2 separate regions of the Homo sapiens genome follow, and region 1 is linked to region 2. A link is an interaction called in ENCODE POLR2A ChIA-PET data of the cell type or tissue named here. Cell type or tissue: A673. All regions are shown on one strand. Each heading gives the region's core, and the rest is flanking DNA. Links, peaks and the distances in the headings are about the cores only. Region 1 has its middle 24 kb from the start of GPHB5. Region 2 has its middle 450 kb from the start of KCNH5.

Evidence for each region. Peaks named below come from ENCODE experiments on the same cell type or tissue, not always from the same donor. Only the 100,000 strongest peaks of a DNase experiment are listed, where the experiment ranks them.
Region 1: POLR2A ChIA-PET joins it to region 2 with 5 read pairs; 1 of 35 experiments calls an interaction of 5 or more read pairs at or near these places.

What each region holds. Positions count from the first base shown.
Region 1 is chr14:63,337,193-63,347,804 of GRCh38, forward strand. No RefSeq gene overlaps it. Among named protein-coding and RNA genes, the nearest start is that of GPHB5, 24 kb to the left of the region's middle. In A673, for the core only: no CTCF peak of the experiment used is centred there; DNase peaks (open chromatin) are centred at 5,369 and 6,879.
Region 2 is chr14:62,587,594-62,598,205 of GRCh38, forward strand. No RefSeq gene overlaps it. Among named protein-coding and RNA genes, the nearest start is that of KCNH5, 450 kb to the right of the region's middle. In A673, for the core only: no CTCF peak of the experiment used is centred there; a DNase peak (open chromatin) is centred at 5,498; H3K27ac peaks cover 5,000 bases.

The DNA of each region.
Region 1 (10,612 bases), core at 2,483-7,482, 750 kb after region 2:
CAAAACAGCATGGTACTGGTACAAAAATAGGTATATACACCAATGGAATAGAATAGAGAACCCAGAAATAAACCCAAATACTTACAGCACCAACTGATCTTTGACAAAGCAAACAAAAACATAAAGTGGGGAAAGGACACCCTATTCAACAAATGGTGCTGGCATAACTGGCAAGCCACATGTAGGAGAATGAAACCAGATCCTCATCTCTCACCTTATACAAAAATCAACACAAGGTAGATATAGGAACTAAACCTAAGACCTGAAACTATAAAAATTCTGGAAGATAACATCAGAAACCCCCTTCTAGATATTGGCTTAGGCAAAGATTTCATGACCAAGAGGCTAAAAGCAAATGCAGTAAAAACAAAGATTAATAGCTGGGACTTATTTAAACTAAAGAGCTTTTGCATGGCAAAAGGAACAGTCAGCAGAGTAAACATACAACCCACAGAGTAGGAGAAAATCTTCACAATCTACACATCTGACAAAGGACTAATCTTCAGAATCTATAATGAACTCAAACCAATTAGCAAGAGAAAAACAAACAATCCCATCAAAAAGTGGGCTAAGGACAGGAATAAGCAATTCTCAAAAGAAGACATACAAATGGCCAACAAACATATGAAAAAATGCTCAACATCACTAATGATCAGGGAAATGCAAATCAAAACCACAATGCGATACCACCTTACTCCTGCAAGAATGGCCATAATCAAAAAATCAAAAAATAACAGATGCTGGCATGGATGCAGTGAACAGGGAACACTTTTACACTGCTGGTGGGAATGTAAACTAATACAATCATTATGGAAAACAGTGTGGAGATTCCTTAAAGAACTAAAAGTAGAACTACCATTGGATCCAGCAATCCCACTACTGGGTATCTACCCAGAGGAAAAGAAGTCATTATGCAAAAAAGATGCTTGCACACACATATTTATAGCAGTACAATTCGCAATTGCAAAAATGTGAAACAAACCCAAATGCACATCAGTCAACAAGTGGATAAACTGTGGTATATATATAAGATGGACTACTACTCAGCCATAAAAAGGAATGAATTAATGGCATTCCTAGCAACCAGGATGAGATTGGAGACTATTCTTCTAAGTGAAGTAACTCAGGAATGGAAAACCAAACATCATATATTCTCACTCATAAGTGGGAGCTAAGCTATGAGGATGCAAGGGCATAAGAATGATGCAATGGACTTTAGGAACTTAGGGAGAAAGGATGGGAAGGGGGTGAGGGATAAAAGACTACAAATTGGGTGCAGTGTATACGCTTGGGTGATGGGTGCACCAAAATCTCACACATCACCGCTAAAGAACTTATGTAACCAAATACCACCTGGTCCCCTATAACCTATGGAAATAAAAAATTTAAAAATAAGTAAATAAATAAGTTTTTATAATCTTTTCCTTTATTGTACCCAAAGGTCTCACCTAGGCCCTTATCATGTCCTCAGAAGGTCAAGGAGAGAAAAAGGAAACAAAGTAAATGTGCACATATATAACACCTTTTTTGAACCCCAAGCAGAATATTTTCTCCTTCATCCAATTAAAAAAAAAAAAAAAAAAAAACAAAACTTGCCAATGGCCCCCCTTCCTGAAGAATTTCAAGGGGAAAAGGGAAAGGGCTGGTCACAATAGATCTGGCCTGAATTTGTCTGTTCTCATACTGATATAAAGAAATACCTAAGTCCGGGTAATTCATAAAGAAAAGAGGTTTAATTGGCTCATGGTTCCACAGGCTGTACAGGAAGCATGGCTGGGGAGGACTTAGGAAACTTACAATCATGGTAGAAGGTGAAGGGGAAGCAGGCACATCTTACATGGCTGGAGCAAGAGGAAGAGAGAGAGGAGGGAAGTGTCTCACACTTTTAAACAACCAGATATCATGAGAACTCTATCACAAGAATAGCACCTGGGGGCCGGACACGGTGGCTCACACCTGTAATCCCAGCACTTTGGGAGGCCAAGGTGGGCAGATCACCTGAGGTCGGGAGTTCGAGATCAACCTGACCAACATGGAGAAACCTCATGTCTACTAAAAATACAAAATTAGCTGGGCACGGTGGCGCATGCCTGTAATCCCAGCTACTTGGGAGGCTGAGGCTGGATAATTGCTTGAATCTGGGAGGCGGAGGTTGTGGTGAACCGAGATGGCGCCATTGCACTCCAGCCTGGGTGACGAGTGAAACTCTGTTTCAAAAAAAAAGAATAGCACCTGTGGGAAAATCCACCCCCATGATCCGATTACCTCCCACCAGGTCCAACTTCCAACATAGGGGATTACAATTCGACATGAGATTTGGGTGGGGACACAAATCCAAACCATATCAGGGCCACAGACAGAGCCCCTGGAGTATCAGTAGTGACCCCATGTACGTTGGCCCTCTCCTCCATTGTGCCAAAAAAAGATATAAGGTATTTTACACATTTTTCTGAAATCAAGAGGCACTATATCCTTATCTAATGGCTTCATAAACCTCTCAAAAAATTTTTTTTGTTCCAGCACAGTGGCTAATACTTGTAATCCCAGCCCTTTGGGAGGCCAAGGTGGGAGCATCACTTCAGCCCAGGGGTTTAAGACCAGCCTAAGCAACATAGTGAGACCTTATCTCTACAAAAGATTAAAACATTAGGTAGTGCATGCCTGTGGTCCCAGCCTACTAGGAAGGCTGTGATGGGAGGATCACTTGTGCCTGGGAGGTTGAGGCCACAGTGAACTGTGATCACACCACTGCACTCCAGTCTGGGTGACAGGGCAAAACTCTGTCTCTTTTTTTTTTTTTTTTTTTTTAGTTTGACATGATGTTTTGGTGAGCTCATGTTGACTGCCAATGAATATTGCCTTCCTAAGTAATATATACCTTTCAGGCTTACCTTTGTAATTTCAACAACTCATCTTCTGATTTTTTTTTTAATTTGGGCAACATTCATTGATCTCTTGGCACTACTGCTGCCCTCCATGATTTTGAAAGTTCACAAAAATAGTTTTGTTGTCATTTCTATAAGATCTATTAGAATATAATTTGCTAGGTCCTAGATTCTTGACCATATTCATTGAATGAGGGTTTAATTGCCTCTTTCAGCAACATTCATCCTATAGTCATCTGTCGAGCACCATTCCAGGTTCTGGGATAGAGATGTAAAACATACTAAAAGTCCCTATCATTCAGTAGCTCTTTGTCTAAAGAAACAGCTGAAAAATAAGCCAACAATTACAACAATTTTAAATGCCATAACAGAGATTTGTGTAGGGAGCTACGGGTTAGAAGGGCACTTAAACAAGCCTGGAGGGGGCAGAGAAAGCTTTCCGGGATGAAATGTCCTCTGAGCATGTGAAGAGCTGGGAAGTAAATATGCCAAGAGAAAGAAAAGGGCATTCTGCACACACTTAAAGGCTCAGAATTAAGGGATAACTCAGAAAGTTCAGGAACTGAAAGTCATTTGGCCACAGGGAGAAGTAATAGGAGAGGAAGGGCACATCAAAGGTGAGCAGGGTCCGGTTCTGCTGGGAAGACACTAAGGATCTTATTCAGAGGAGTGAAATGATCAGATAGGAGTTTTATTTATTTATTTATTTATTTATTTATTTAGAGACAGAGTCTCACACTGTTGCCCAGGCTGGAGTGCAATGGCGTGATCTCGGCTCACTGCAACTTCTGCCTCCTGGGTTCAAGTGATTCTCCTGCCTCAGCCTCCCGAATAGCTAGGATTACAGGTGCCTGCCACCATGCCTGGCTTATTTTTTGTATTTTTAGTAGAGACTGGGTTTCACTATGTTGGCCAGGCTGGTCTTGAACTCCTGACCTCATGATCCACCTGCCTCGGCCTCCCAAAGTGCTGGGATTACAGGCATGAGCCACTGCACCTGGCCTTCAGATAGGAGTTTTAAACAAATCCTTCCAATCCTGAAAACTAAAGTGTGTGTGTGATAGGAATCAGAAGGTGAGATTCAGACTCAGTGACCAGACATGAGACCACTGAGTTAATGAGGGGAGAAATCCTGAGAAGACAATGGAACTGTGGATAAAAGAGGAGAGAGACCAGACACCGCGACTCAGGCCTATAATCCCAGCACTTTGGGAGGCTGAGGCAGGTGGACTGCATGAGCCCAGGAGTTCAAGACCAGCCTGGGCAACATAGTGAGACCCCATCTCTACAAAAAATACAAAAATTAGTCAGGTATGGTGGCACATGCCTGTAGTCCCAGCTACTTGGGAAGCTGAGGCAGAGGTGAGAGGACTGCTTGAGCCCAGGAGTTTGAGGCTGTAGTGAGTCATGACCATGCCACTGCATTCCAGCCTGGGCAACATAGCGAGACCCTGTCTCAAAAAAAAAAAAAAAAAAAAAAAGGAGAAAGAGCAATCAAAATCTATCTGGGAGGTTGACACTTGACAGGATCTAGTTACAAAAGGATGATGGAGGAGGACACATCTCCAGTGGCTTGTCTGGCTTTGCTGATGGGATAGACGGTTGTACTATTGACCAGCAGGGGAGTTTGGGGGAAGAGGTTTGGGAGCAGGTGAGTGCACTCTGTTGACTTTGAAAGATTTGCCGGACAGTACAGCAGAGATTACTCACAGGTAGAAAAGTAGGTCTGCACTCCAAAAAGAGGTTGGGGCAAGAAAGAAAACAACTGTTTTGTTTGCACACTGGGGTGGTAGAAATGGTTTGGGATGAACAAGATCTTCCAGGAATTATGTGGAGTAAAGAAAAGGGGCAAAAAGTCGAATACAGAGCCTTGTAGCTTAGTACCTACTAATTTAGACCCAAGTGTTTATCTCCTCAGGGATCCCACAGCGCCTTGACCTAACAATCACCATTTTTAAGTTCATGAAATTTTTTTTTCACATTAAACACAATTAACTTAAAGCTAGGGACAGAATCTTGATTTAGTATTCCCAGGATCAAATACACAACTAAGAATGTCTACATGTTCAATAAATATTTATTAAACAATGGTATATTCATATACAAGAGGGAGAGAAATAGCAACTCTGACATGCTTCTGTTTCAAAAAATTACCAGTTTTTAGCATGTCACTCAAAACCAACTTTTATCTAAGAACCCACTCCTTTCCCCTCTCTGTCCCCTCTTTCACTTTACTCACTTCAGAGCACAAATCTGGTTTCCAGACTCTACCACTTGCTTCCTTGCCTCACTATGAAGAGTATTTTATATTTCTGAATGTCCCCAGTTCACTTTTAAAACTAAAAACCATAGAAATAGTCTTGACTGACTTCTGCTTTCCAATTATCCTTCTCCGAGTCCCTGGCAAGGCGGGTGAGATCAGCCTCCTGGCTGGAGACGCCACCAATGTGAGCATCGCAGCTTGAGAAAAAGAGAGCTCGATTATTCTATGGGAGGCTTTTGCAATCAGAACCTCTCCCTGGGGACAGTTTATTGACATTGGAAATTCGTCATGGTTACAAAGCACTTTGATTTCACAAAAATAAGACTGTCTTCTCTGCTAAGGTGGCAAGTCGTGTTTTGCTTTTTATGAATTAACTAGGCAAGAACCACAAGTGCAATGCTGAAGAGCCAAGATTTCTCTCCCCTCCCTAAGCCAGCTACCTAAATACTCAGAAGACAGTGATCTGTGTACATAGTCACAAAATCAGGAGAGTCAGTGAGGAAGTAAAGATGGAAAGCATTTTATCTTTAAAAGGTAGCTCTTTCATCTTTAAAAGGGCAGGCTCTTGCCTATAGAATCTCATGTTCCCAGCCATTGTGTCTTGCTTGGTAACAAACTGGAAGCAAATACAGTTAAGGCACTGTGCTTAGTCTATTATAAGAACTCAATCAACATTAACTAAAGAGCAAAACAAAAACAAAAGGTGACAACGTCTGAGTTCTGGGAGTTAGCTTTAGTTAGTACAACGCAGCCAATAGTTGGGAGTGGGAACCCATTCAGAGCTCAGGCCTAACTCTTTCTACACCTGGGAAATGAGAGTAACAAAATCAACTCCCTAGGCTCAACGGGATGGGCAGCATTTAAAGGAAAGTTCTCCTCTTCCTTTCCCCACCCTTGAGACGGGACTAGAAGATGTTTATGGTGCCATTTTATACCTAATAACAGAAAAATATATTAAAATAACACCCAATACTGACAATGATGTTATGCAAATAATGTACCCAAATTCTACAACCCACGCAAATTGACACAAATCTTATGGAAAATACTTTGCCCATATGTGTCAAAGGTCATAGAAAGTTTTCTACCTTCCCATTCCTGGCAATTTATCTTAAAGGAAAAGAATTTAAATGAGAATACAATATATGCAAAATATATTTACTACAGCATTATTTTATAAAAATAGCAACAGAAAACATCCTACTCACACAAGGATAGGAAAATATTAAAGTATGCTCCATCTACACAATGGAATAATACCTATCCATTAAAATTATTATAAAGACTACAGCATGTGGAAAAACATTTGACATTAGGTTAAGGAGGAAAATCAGAATACAGAACTATACATAATAAATGCTAGAGCTACACCTGTTTAACAATTATGCAAGCCTATGGACATAACTGGAAAGTCATAAATTATAATTAATTTTTTAAGGTGAGTGGATTGTGTTTGCCATTAAAACTTAATTATTTCAAACCTTCAAGGAAAGAAAATCATGACACTATTTAAACAATCCCAGAGAGGAAAACATCCCAATTCTTTTTACAAAGACACTAATGCAACGACAAAAATAAATTAAGAGAACATCAGAAAAGAAACCTATATTATTTCTCTTATAAGTACCTATGTAAAAATGCTAAAGAAAATGTCAGCAAGTTGAATTCAGCAACATATTAAACAAATAACATACCATGACCAAGTTGGGCTTATTCCAGAAATGCAAGGATGATTCAGTAACAGGAAATCTGTTCATATAATTCTCCATATTAATAGACCCAAGGAGGAAAAACACATGATATCATCTCAACAGAGGCTGCAAAAGCATATGATAAAATAGATGCAACATTTATTTTTGACTTAAAATAATACTTAATTTCTTAGTCCAAAAGGAAAAAATGGGTACTTTCTCAATATCATATGTATATACATACATATATATATGTGTATAGTTATACTGAATTTTGATTATTCAAAACTATAAAAACTCAGCAACAGATGCTTAGTCTGATGAGTCCCTTGGAGACTAAATGGGCACAATGACCATTCAAAGGCTCAAAGCAGGCCCTGCTATTAGAGAGTGGTCTTCCCAGATTCTATCTTCAGCCCGAGTTACTTTACCTCTGTGCTCATTAAGATGCTTTGTGCTACAAACAATACCCATTCTCAACTTTCTCCAGTAGTTAAACAGACAATTCCTAGTCCCTACCCTGGCCTCCAGGGACTCTTATGTTCCCACCACTGCCGCCCTCTTATCACCAGTCTCCACCCGACTCAGCTCTATCAGCCTCCTGGTTTTTCCTAAAATGCACCAAGCACATTCCTGCCTTCGGACTTCTGAATTTGTTTCCCCTGCCAGGAAAGTTCTTTCCTCAGATATTTTAATGGCTCACTCTCTCACTTTATTCACTTCTTTTACCACATTGCCTCAAATAGCATGCCTCTCACACACAGGACCCCCGGCAACACTCCCCATCCCCTTACCCTGCTTTATTCCCTGGCGCTATAGTATAGGTTTATCTGTGTGTTGTTTTCTCTGCTACCATAAAGCCAGCTTCATGAAGGTAAACACTCTGACCATATTGTTCCCTGCTGCATACCTAGTATCTACGCCAGTGCCTGGCACATAGCGGACATATGCTGAATACGTTGTTGAAGCAAGAGAAAGCCTGACTCATATAGGTTTCAAAATTAGGAAATTTGTTGTTTTACATAGCAAAATTTCAGAGGTAGAATAGGCTCAAGGAGAGAGCAAAGCTTGGTCTCTTTCTCCCTGAGATTTTCTCTGTTCCTCCCTCTTTAGCATATCAGCTTTGTCCTCACATGGAGGCACCCTCATGGTCACAACATGGCTGCAGCAGCAACTGGAGCAAGGTACTTTGTCTTTCATGTCCACTGAGAAAGAGCAAAACTCTGACAAGTCATTCCTTTCAGTCTGATTGGTCCCCTTTAGTTCATGTGCCCACCTCTGAACCAATCACTGACGAGCAGGAGGGAATTCCATGACTGGTTCACATGAATCAGGACCCACCTGTAGAGAAGGCTGGTGTCAGCCTCCGCAGCTTCAAGTCATTGCATGAGGAAGGGGCGGGAGGAAGCCTGAAGAAAATCAAAATTGTATGTGGAAGTGAGAAGTAGAGAAAATGGATCCTGGATAGACAATGAACCATGACCACTAAAATCTCTGACTCCAAAGGAACTCCTCAAGCCTAGGGAACTCTTTCTCATGGAGTAACTGGCATCCTGGGATCTTGGAACACAATCCTTGACTTGGGATATTTTTTGAATTAAATACCACTCTTAGATTGGGAGCTGCCTCAGCACCTTTCCTCCTGGGAAAGCCTGAGCTCTGAGAAAAAGAGATAAATACAACTCTTTCTTGAAAGGGAAAAGGAGATAGAAACAATAATAATTCAAAATACATTTCACAGAGAGCAGTTTTTCCAAACTGATATCAAAATACAAAGCATCTACATAGTAAAATATTCCTCCACAGAAATTAAAGGTCATTTAATTCATATTCAGGCAGTGTGAATAAAGGCAGCAATTCAGAGCAGGAGAAAATATTTTGTCAGCACAATGAGCAAGGCTGTAAATTACCGAAAACGTCACCAGCCAGACACTCTAAAGTGTTAAACAAACAGTTTGACTAACAAGTTGCTCTGGGTACATCTCTTGCATTAGGGTGATTTACTAGAGAATAGAGGACAAGGAGACATTCACCAAAAAGCATCTGAAGTCTTGCCTACCCTTTGAACCACGATGCAATATCCTATTTCACCTGCTGCAAAACCACAGACTGACATCTAGTATGTCATTCCTGAAAGGGGTTCAATCATATTGTTACATTGTGACTCCTTCCCTAAAATCCCTACATGACTCTTTCTTTTTAATTATCTGTTGAGGCCTCACTTACTGTACTGAGACATTTTAGGGTGGATATTTCACATGCCTTGAAAATGCTGCTTTTCTCAACGTTAGATACACCTAAACCGGTATATGTTGGCCCCCTTCCCCCAGCCCTCAATGCTGGAGGCTGCATACAACATGTAGCAAAGCAAGCCTTTGGTTTCCAACACAGAAAAGGTAACACTTTGAGCATAACTTTCTTGCTTCTTTCTAATTGTCTTCTTCAAAGGGCTTCTGGTATTCATGTGACATGAGCCCCGACATTATCCAGAATTTATAAGAACTTTCATTAAAAATATCTACCGATTTTGCGATGAATGAGAGGGAATGGTAGGAGATTTGAAGAGGCATGTTATTGTATTACTAACCAAGAAAGTCAATGCAAGTTGCTCCAGAATACACAACCAGCAAGGAACAGAGCTAGGAGCAGATTGTAGGTGCAAGACGCCCAGCCCAGGGATCCTTTTGCTACAACAATGCCCTGAGTAGGTGGCCAACTCCCTTTCTGGTGTGTCTTGCTATAGACCCAGTTGGCGCCCACTCTTATGCTGTGTAGTAAAGCACAGATTTAACTCTGAGGTTCCTTTCATCCAAAGGAAAGTTCTGGTGAAGACTTAAATATCCATAAAGAGATATAAATTAGAGTAAATAGGCCAGGGATAGTGGCTCATGCCTATAATCCCAGCACGTTGGGAGGCCAAGGCAGATGGATCACTTGAGCTCATGAGTTTGAGGCCAGCCTGGGCAACATGGGGAAACCCCATCTCTACAAAAAATACAAAAACTTGCCAGGGATGGAGGCATGCACCCCTGTAATCCCAGCTACTTGGGAGGCTGAGATGGGAGGATCACTTGAGCCACGGAGGTCTAGGCTGCAGTGATCCATGATGGTGCCACTGGACTCGAGCCTGGGTGACAGAGTGAGACCAAGAAAAGAAGAGAAGAGAGAAAATATGGAAGGAAGGAAGGAAGGAAGGAAGGAAGGAAGGAAGGAAGGAAGGAAGGAGGCTAGAGTAAATATAGGTAGAAATACATATGAAATAGTTGCTCCAAAAAAATCACAGCAACTCCTGGTTCTGAGACTTGTGAGAACTTTCACCCACTGTCCCTCACTAAGCATGTGATATAATGAACAGTGGTACCCACACCATCTCCATAGACAGTATCAGATCAAGTTTAGGCTGTCTCAAGTTGCTTCTTATTGAAGGTAAATGGCCTAGTACCAAAACAAGGTTCAGTAAAAGAGCAGATGAGTTTGCCAGAGAGGGACCAAAAAGAAGTTTAGGAAGTATACATCTCTCTAAAATGGAAAGCAAGCCAGAGAGAGGAAAAAAAAATGGACTGGGGGTCTACAGAAGACAAGCAAATGTTTAAAACAGTCACTGAGTGGAATGGAGACAGAGGGGTTTGAGCTGAGTAAATAGGCAGCCAGGCTGCAATAAGGGGTCAGATGAGATGAAATGACACATCTGCAGAGACACCAATTGCCAGGTCTACATGACTTTATTCAGGAGCATCCAGCACCCCAGGCAAGCAAGGGTGCAGAAAGGCAGA
Region 2 (10,612 bases), core at 2,420-7,419:
ACATTTTTAGGTTAGTTTTATGACTCAAGATATACCTTGATGAATGCTTTGCATGCAGTTTTAAAGAGTATGCATTCTGCTGAAGTTGTGTGGGGTATTTTCTAAATATCTATTTAATCCAATTGGTAGATGGTGTTATTAGTTATTATACATCCTTGCTAATTTTGTATTAGTTCCATAGATTACTGAGAGGTAATTCAAGTCTTCACTTATAATCATGCATTTGTGACTTCTACTGTTAGTTCCATCCATTTTTTTTTACACATCTGTACTTCATGTATTATGAAGATCTTTTATTTGGTATATAATCATTTAGGATTGTTATGTCTTCTTGATGGATTGACATGTTTTTTCCTAATAATTATCTTTGCTCTGAAGACTAGTCTGATATTAATAAAAACTGAAGTTTTCTTTTGATTAGTATTTAATATGGGTTTTTCTCAATGCTTTTAACCTATCTATAAAATTATATGCAAAGTGTTGCATGAGTGACAAGGTTTTGTCCCATAGTCTCTGAAAATCCCGTAAGTGTAAGATTGGGATGTTTAACTCCCTTTTTGGACACTGAAAATCATGGTGGGTACATTGATGGAGGATACATGGTGGAGACTCTGAATTTTGCCTTCCTCTGAAGAATAATTCTCATTTTACTAAGCAATTAACTTGGCTGGATTCAAACTTCAAATTCAGGCTTCCCTGTTTATATCTATGACAGTGATTCCAATAAAGCAAATAGAATCTCTGCTCAACCTCTTCAGCTTCAAGTTTCTGAGTTTGCAGCAGACCTTGCTATTTCTTCCTGCAATCGCATAGTTTAACAATTAGCCAAGAATTTTGGTGACTTTTACATGCGGATTTTGGAGCTCCTACCTATATGATCTCTTCCAAGATTCTCTGCCCCTTAATTTTTATCTGCTTTGCCAGTCTCAAATCTATCTTCTACTGACAAAAAGTCAGTAGGCATGTCAATCCATCAAGAAGACATAAGAATCCTAAATGATTATATACCAAATAAAAGATACATTATTTTCAGTTTTCTGATGCCCTGAGCCATGGGGACTTTAGGGAATGCACCAGACAAAAATGCTTTAAATTTACACATATAACTAAGGTCTTGTCTTTCCTGTTTTTCAAATGAAGAATCCCCTACAGTTTCTGCCAGATTTTAACCACTAGCTAGCACATTCATATAGTTTGGTGATTTTACATATATATCCTAGATTTTATATCTGGTATCTTAGTTTTTGTTGTATGTGCTAGAGGTTTAGTCTGACCATGCCACATTGCTGTTACTGGAATCTGTAAGCTCCCTGTACCATTTATTCTGTGTGTGTCGATATCACATATTATAATCAGTGACCATCAGGGAAAGCTGTCATTCAGGCTTTGGATCTGCCTCTTGTTGTTTTATGCACAGTTTCACTCTAGAGGAAGATATTTACAGACGGAAGCAGCTAGCCAGCAGTCACCAGGAATACTGAGACTCCTTCACTAAGTCAAGAGGAGCCAGCCCTTTAGTCTGATTCACAGGTCAAAGTGTTAACATAGCTGGACAGAACATACTCCTGATTACCTAAAGGAAGAACATAAGAGCATTTCCTTTTGGGCTTATGCAGAATCTTGACCCTATTCCGGAAATCTCCTGATAATATTTCTATGTGAAATTAGATTAAAGATATCCACATTCAAAACTTTCATCATCTGTTGGTTTCCTGTTCTCCTCTTTTCTGGAGACACTGAAATTCTTCCATATTAGCAAAGGGAGATAGTAAATAATAGAAATATAATGGCTTGATACTTAAAATGTGTTATGTGGATCAGCAGTGTTAGCATCATCTGGCAACGCTTTAGAAATGCAGAAACTCAGGCTTTATAAATCCACTGAGTCAGAATGTGATTTTAACGAGATTCACCAGATGATTCTTAGGCATATTAAAGTCTGAGAAACACCAAGCTAAAACACAGGCTGCTTGGAGAAGAGCTTCTTAAATTATCAAAGGATATTATTTGTTATTCATGACAATCATAGACTAATACCAATAATATACAATAGAAATCAGTATAAAATATATAATATCTATTTTATTAGATTCAATAAACAGAATCATTATAAAAAATCAGATCATACATTAAAAACAAAAAGAATCATAAAAACTATTCATTGAAATAATGCCTTTTAGATTATTAATATTCACATATAAAACACTAAACATCTGTTGACTTTATAATTCACTACCTACTCTTTCAAGTTATTTTGTTTGAATTTATTTTATAATGCTTTGTATAAAAATTCCACCTAGGTTTTGGTGATTTCATTGCTTTATTAGCCAGTCAATCTCGCAAATAATACATTGTAGTTTTCTCATTTCAAATGTATTTACAAAATGGAATTAAATGTATGAAATCTTTTTGTCTATGTCTTCAGAATCACTTCCATTTTTACTCCTTGCCTTATTACTATTGCTACATGCAGAAAGGGATATCTTTGCTTGACAGAGATTCCAGTGAAGTTTGCTTTGCCATGTACAAATTGTTCAAAATAAATAATTCAAAACTTCCTTCCTTAGTTACTAGTTGCAAACAATAAATGTGGAAAAATATCTGATTATTCAAAAATCAAAATGGTAATGAAATATTAAGTTATCAAAATGTTTACTTTTTTTCATATTCGTGTACCTTTTGAATGCGAGATGACAGACTAACCTTAAAACATCACATCTCAGAACATTGTCTTACAAGACATAGTAGTATGCAGTTTGTACCATATGAAAACCATACCATGAATTCAACAACTGAACTGGTATAGATCCTGTTCAGAAGGAGACATCCACCAGCCATTCTCTTGGCTGTCACAATAATGTCTAATTACTATAAAAATATGCAAATGCTTACTCTCAAGTATAGTATTTATCTTTTTGCAGATCTGTAACAGGGTTGGTTGTATTCATCAATCCACATACCATACTCTAAGCAGCATTGTTCTCAAGTACTCAAATTAAATTCTGACCCAGTATACCAAGAAAATGGGCATTCCTCATTTTCATATCCACTGTTTTTCATGTAACAATGCTGAGTAATAAACTAGATGAGGCAGTGTAGATACAGCAGCTTTGTGATTTATGTCTATAGCTGCCTAACTAGAGTCCACTTGAGAAATGACAGGTTAGTACTCCAAAACTTCAAGACATACAGATTTGGATTTGCAAATTAAATTTAGATCATAAGTTCCCTTTTCCTAAGTTTCTCCTCTACTCTCCCCCAATCCCTTATCGAAATCTCACTTAATATGGTTCTACAGTATTCTCCATCCTAAGGTCATATTTGACCTATACCTCTGGCTCTTTCAATTTTTATTTCATTACATTATAGAGATTAGATATTCCATTTCTATTGTGCCTCACCAATAATTTTATATGTTAAACAAATCTATGCATATTTGCATTTATTCTGCTTCTTAGATGAAGCTGGTTTTTCCTTAATATTTTTATTTGTGTGTTCATTTCTAAACACTCAGACCATCTTCAATGCTTTATTTTAATTACCATAACAAGACCAATAATTTCAGGCTTCTGTGACTTTAGATCATAGTCTGACAATAAATGGAAGACAATTCCACTGAAGGAGGGGCCTGGCAGGTAATGGCAAAGGAGGGATACTAAATGTCTACTACTTAACAAGCCACTTGAGTACAGCGTCTCACTGCCACCAGTACTCTCAGTGAGGTACTCAATTACCTTATTGACTGGAGTGTTGTCTGCTAGTTCTTCCAAAGGCTTCAAAAATCTTTGAATTGACCAAATCATAAGACATTCCCTACAGCATTCAGAATGCCAAATGCCTTGGAGAAATGGAAACAATGGCTATTTCCTGCTTATATAACATATATTGTCATCTGGCTTCCGAAGCTGCACTACCTAGTCTCAAAGAATACTTAGTGAAAGAGACTTTGGACCTCCTTCTGTAATAATTTAAGGGGTGCATTAGGAAGATAAATCCAGAAAGAAAGAAATAGAACAGCATGAAAAAGAATAGATTGGAAGTAGGAATATTATGATAGGATTCTGATTAGAAGTAATGGGGGCCTGAATTAATGTAGAAGGACAAGAGAGAACAGAACAGTTTTGGGAAACATTACATAAATTGATTGAATATAGGATAATAGGGAAAGCATGTCTTTAGAGAGAGAAAAATGTTGAAAGAGTAATTTAGTATATTTTTAAGTAAATAAAATTTGAGGTGGCACTGAGATTCAAGTGGTATCCATAAATTTAGATATCTGTATAATAAAAATCCCTAAAAGATGTGAAATAATGGCAAGTAAAGGCATTCAGATAAAATTGTGGGTAAATCATAAAAACAGCAATCCTAAGTAATGACTAACTAATAAGTCAAAAAATAAATGGATGTTTGTTTTCATGCCCAAAGGGTATTGAATTACATGAATTATAGCTTTAAACAATGTCCTACAATGCAGCATATGATAAAACATGGCAATAAAATATATAAAAAACAAAATTAATCAGAAAAGCAGTAAGACTGTAAGACCCCAAGAGAGCAAAATAGTCTAATAGGCAAAAAGTTGAAGCAAATAATCCATACAAAAGGAAATATAGCCAATGAACATTTGAAACATTCCATTTTACTAAAAATAAAAGAAATTCAAAGAATTAAGATTTCTATACCTAATACTCTTAAGCTTAACAAATTAGCAAAGATGTTTAAAATATTGTGATTCCTCTAAGTTGGGGAATATATGATAATGCAGACTTAGCTATTCTGGTACAATACTCCTAAAAAGCAATTTAAAAATACATACATCAAAAGGCCTAAAAGTGTTTATGTCTGGAATTATACTGCTAGACCCATCCTATGGAAACTATCAGAAATAGGAAGACTTAAGCATAAAGTTCATTACAACTTCATCTATAAAATCAAAAAATGTGGGGGGATCCTAAATACCCCATAATATTGCCTTGCTTATTTCTAAACACTTTTATAGTAGATAGTATCTTCCTGAATTTTGAAACATATTAGGTACATATTGTTGCATAAATAACGTAGACTTTAAATTTTATGAATGTGGAAAAATGGTTCTAATGTAATATGAAAATGGACAAGCAAAATAATGCATACGTATTATGTATAATAATTACATTTTGTTATATTATGTATAACATACACGAGAGAAATTCACTAACATGTATATGTAACACTTATATGTAGTTATTTGAAGATTTTATAACTAGCAGGAATATCATTCTTTTGTGTTTCTACGTTTTCCAGTGTATATTCATGATATTGCAATAAGTAAATTTTATAGCTGAATAGTAATCATCTATGTTATGAATAGATCAGTTTGTTGATCCATTGTGGCAGCCATGGAGGTGTGCTCCTCAAGTCTACCTTCAGGAAACAAGCAAATGTGAGGAGTGTAGGGAACTGACAGCCTCAAGTTGCAATTCTTTACAAGCTGTTCAGTATTTGAGATGAGTCATCCTTTTTCTGGGTGGCACCGGGTGATGACTGAACACAGCTTGTATTCTAGGGTTCAGCTTTTCACAGATGTGAGGCCCACATCATGTTCTTAAAGATTTTCTATCTTATTCCAGCTCTCTTGCCTTTTCATCTTTTACAGGTGTTTCCCCTAATACACTCTTGCAATACTCTGTTTTGGCATCCACTTCCAATAGGACATAAACCAACAAATCCATTCACGTGTTGATGGATATTTGAGTTGATTCCACTCTTCAGCTATTATAAATAAAATTGCTATTTGTGTACAAGTAGTTTTGTGGGGCGTGGTGGGGGGATGCTTTTATTTCACTTAGATAACTATCAAGAGCGAAACTGCTGGGTCATGGGATATGTTTATGTGTAACTATTAGAAACTGCCCAGCTGTTTTCCAGAGTATCTGTACCTTTTTCACTCCCACCAGCAATATGAAAGTTGTGGTTGTTCCACGGCCCTAACACTATTTGATACTGTAAATTAAAAAAAAAAAAAAACATTTTAGTGGGTCTGCATAGGTCTCTCATTGTGGTCTTAATTTGTATTTTGCCGATGACTAATTATATTGAACATCTTTTCCTGTGCTGAACAACCATTTATATATCTTTCTTGGAGAACCATTTTAAAATTTCAGGCACTTTAAAAAATTTGGGCTGATGTTCTAATTATTGTATTACAGAAGTTTTTATATGTTCTAGAAAGTAGTCCTTTCCTAAAAATATGACTATTGTGAATATTTTCTCCTACTTTGTAGCTTGCCTTTTCATTTTCTTAATGGTGCCTTTTGGTGCCTTTTGAAAAGAAGGCTTTAACCTGATCAAGTACAATTTATAGTGTTTTTTTTCTTTTATGGTATTTTTTCATGCACAGCAATTTTCCTTTATTTTTTCAAGAATTCTTACAGTCTTATTTTTTGTATTTAAGTCTATAATCCATTTCAGATTAATGTTTGTTCAGTTTGAAGAAGTGTTGAGATTTTTCTTCTCTTACTATAGGTCGCCGGTTTACAATATTTGTTGAAAATATATGCATTATCTATTGATTAATATGTTTGGGCATATCTTCAAGAACACATTGACCTTGTGTATGTGGCTCTATTTCTGGAAAAGCTACTGTTTTGTTGATTCTAAAGTCTACCCTTACACCAATAACACACTGTATTAATTATCATAGTCTTATATAAAGTATTGAAATCAACTTTGCTCTTCTTTGAAAAATTGTTTTAGTTATTCTAGTTCAATTTAACTTCCAAGTCTGCTTGTCAGTTCTAGAATTTTTCTTTTTATGCTTTTAATCTGCTGATATTCCCTCTGTTCATTTATGAAGAGTATATGTCTCCTTAATTCTTTGAATACATTTGTAAAAAGAAAAGTCAAGAAAAGACCCATAAATAACTCATCTAGTATAATAATTGAAGAGTTTAAAGCCGCTACTATATATGTCTCTTTCCATATATTCTAATAACTCAAGCTGTCATGAACTCTTTTTTTTTGACTTTATTATTCACTTTTAATTTTAAAGTTTCTATGACAAAGAGTTTCAAACAAAACAAAATTAGACAAGATAATAAAATGAATCCAGACATACTCACAATACTATAATACTAAAATATATCCACAATGTGCATCCCCAATAACCATTAACCCATGTACAATTTTGCCCTTCCCACATCCCATCCATATTGCCATCTACATTCCACCACTATACCTCTCCTACTATCATTTGTAAGCAAAATCCTTAAGTATTTGAGTATATGTTTCTAGAAGATAAGTATTTTTTTTCAAACAAAAGCACAATATTATTGTTGTACGTAAACATTTAGTAAAAATATTTCATATCATAAGTATTCAAATATTTAGCCGCCACAAATTTCTAATTGCTGATTAAATGACATAATTTTTTTATGTTGTTTGAAACAAGCTCTAATTTAGGTTCATACTTTGTGATTGATTAATGTCTTTTAAATCTTTTTTTTATTATTATTATTGTCATGAACTCTTAACAGCTGACTTCTCAGCTTAGCATGACTGCCATGCTCTACTTGGACCCTGGCTCACTGTGCTGTGGTCAGAATATTATTTCCAGGAAGATAGCTGGTCCGGTAATGGAGCTTACCTTCCGTTTTCCAGCTCTCAAAGATTGCACTCTTCTACTGCCTGCTGTGCAGTGCCTGAATACAGTTGCTTCATATATTTTGTTTAGTTTTATGATTGTTGACAAGAAGACGAACTACTCTAGCAGAGCTTTTTTCTTTAATCTGAAAATGCTAGATTAGGTTTGATGATGGCATCAGTTAATATTTCTAGGCCAGTGATATGTAATAGAACTTTCTATAATGATTAAAATGCTCTATATCTCTACTAACCAATAAGAGGCTACTAGCTGCATGCAGTAATTGACCACTTAAAATGTAGTTACTACAGTTGAGGAAGTGGATTTCTAATGTGTCATTTAATTTAGATAGTCACATGAGGCTAGTGGCTACCATCTTGGACAGTGCAGTTCTAAGTACGAGGGATAAAAGCATTTACCTTGAACCAGCATAAGTGCCTTATGCGAGTAACTTATGTTGATGTTGGTTACTTGAGTCAATTTTCTGGCTTGCTTTGTTTCTTACAGTTTGTTTGGTTCTCAAACATCTGCCCACCCCATCACCACAAATCGCTCTCTGATACGTGTGTTCTTCTTATATTTCAGTTTCGGCATTGCATCTGACATGATGCCAATCTTAACCTTCCCTCTTTTTTTTTTAATGTAAGTAATATATCTATTATAAGGAGAAACTGTGTCCCAATCATCCCTAAAATTCACAATAGCACTATGTGCTGTGCCTCATTATGACTGATTGTCTATTTTTGACATTTTGACTCTTAGGGTGAAACTGAAGGTTTGTACTTACAAGAGGATCAGAATTTAGATAAACATTGATTGACATTACTTGATTTTACCAAGAAATAATCAAGGGAAAAACTGTGTTTTCCTCATATAGTTCTAAATTTATGCCATTAGAATATTGTTAATACTAGATCAACTTTAATTGTAGCTGTTTTTTCCTACTTCAGAATTCCATGTGCAAGAAAGGGTAAAACTGAGTATTAATTTAGATCTAATTGGCCACTCTAATAAAAATTCAGATTTCGGTGTTTTAACATCTACCTAATATAAAGTAACATAAGTAAATATATACAAAACCTAGATATAGGAGAGTGGTGAAACAAGATGGTGGAAAAGGACTCTCTAGGGGTCATCCCCCTAAACACAAAAAAATCAATTTGAACAACTATCCATGCAGAAAAATACCTTCACAAGAACTAAGGAAATCAGGTGAAAGATCACAGAATCTGGTTGTAGCAAAGTAAGAAAAATTGAATTGAATGGAGTGGGAAGAACAGTTCTATAGGACTTTGAAAAGAGAGAAAGAAAAAAGCAGAAAGCTTAAGAAAATGTTAGCAGAAAACTTCCTAAACCTGGAGAAATATGTAAATATCCAGGTAAAGAAAGGTTAAAGATCTTCAATCATATTCAATCCAAAGTAACCCAAGACTTATAATCAAACCGTCAAAAATCAAAGAGAAGATCTTGAAAATAGCTGGAGAAAATAAGTAAATAATGTATAAGGTATTCCAATATTCTAGCTGATTTCTCAGCAAAAATCTTACAGGCCAGGAGAAAGTGAGATGATATACATGCAGATGTTCACTGTAGTACTGTTCACAATAGCGAAGATATGGAATCAACCTAAATGCTCATTCATGAAAGACTGGATAAAGAAAATATGGTACATATACACCATGGAATACTATGCAGCCATAAAAAAGAGTGAGATCATGTCCTTTGCAGGAACATGGATGGAGCTGGAGACCATTATCCTTAGCAAACTAACACAGGAACAGAAAACCAAGGACCCCATTGTCCTCACTTATAAGTGGGAGCTAAATGAGAACACATGTACACATAGAGCGGAACAACACACATTGGGGCGTTTCAGAGGGTGAAGGGTGGGAGGAAAGAAAGGATCAGGAAAAATAACTAATGGGTACTAGGCTTAATGCCTAGGTGATGAAATAATCTGCACAGAAAACTCCCATGACACAAGTTTAACCTATGTTACAAACCTTGACTCGTACCCCTGAACTCAAAAGTTTTTTTGTTTTTTTTTGTTTTTCTGGGGTTTTTTTAGTGTAAGGTGATATATTCAAAAAGCTGAAGGGAAAAAAAAAATTCTGTCAACCCAAAATACTGAACCCAGCAAAACTATCCTTTGGAAATGAAGAGATAATGACTTTTCCATATAAACAAAAGCTGAGGTAGTTTATCACCACCAGACTTGTGTTACAAGAATTTCTAAAGGGAGTTCAAGCTGAAAGAAAAGAGTGCTAATAAGTAACATTAAAACATCTGAAAGTACAATACTCACTTGTAAAATTAACTACAAAGTTAAATTTAGAATAATACTATAATGATGGTGTATAAATCACATATCTATAGTATGAAGGTTAAAAGACAACTATTAAAAATAATAGCCAGAATAATTTAACCCTTTTGGCATTTAGAAAAAGAGTATAGCTCGCTGCCAAGCTAATTTTAGATAAACACACTCTTTGAGGCAGAAGCAAATCTGACTCCCAATGTGAAAATAAAATATCAAAACTGTTCTTGAAGTTACTTCTAAACATAACTAATATCAGAATCATCTGAATCATCTGAGTCATCCAAATTATCTATTTAGGAAAAATTAGATTCATAAAATGAATCTTTGGCCAAGAACTGTTCGAAAACGATGTTAACATCCCGTGTAGAAATGCTGTCTTTTCTAGCATTTGACATTTTCAGCGAATGAGAATTACTCTATTTTTTAGATGAAAATCCCACTACTAAAAACAGAATGCTAAAAACAGAATTTTGTTTCCAAAGTTGATATACTAGAACAATGTGAAAATAATAATAAAAACAACATATTTCATGGCAAAGTTATCTCTGGATAATTCTGCAGCCACAAGCACTGCCGGTGAGTATCTCAGGAAAATGGGAAAAGAATTAAGGTATATGCAATATAAAAGATGTAAATTGTGAATAAAATATTCAGAATATTGGGGGAGGAGT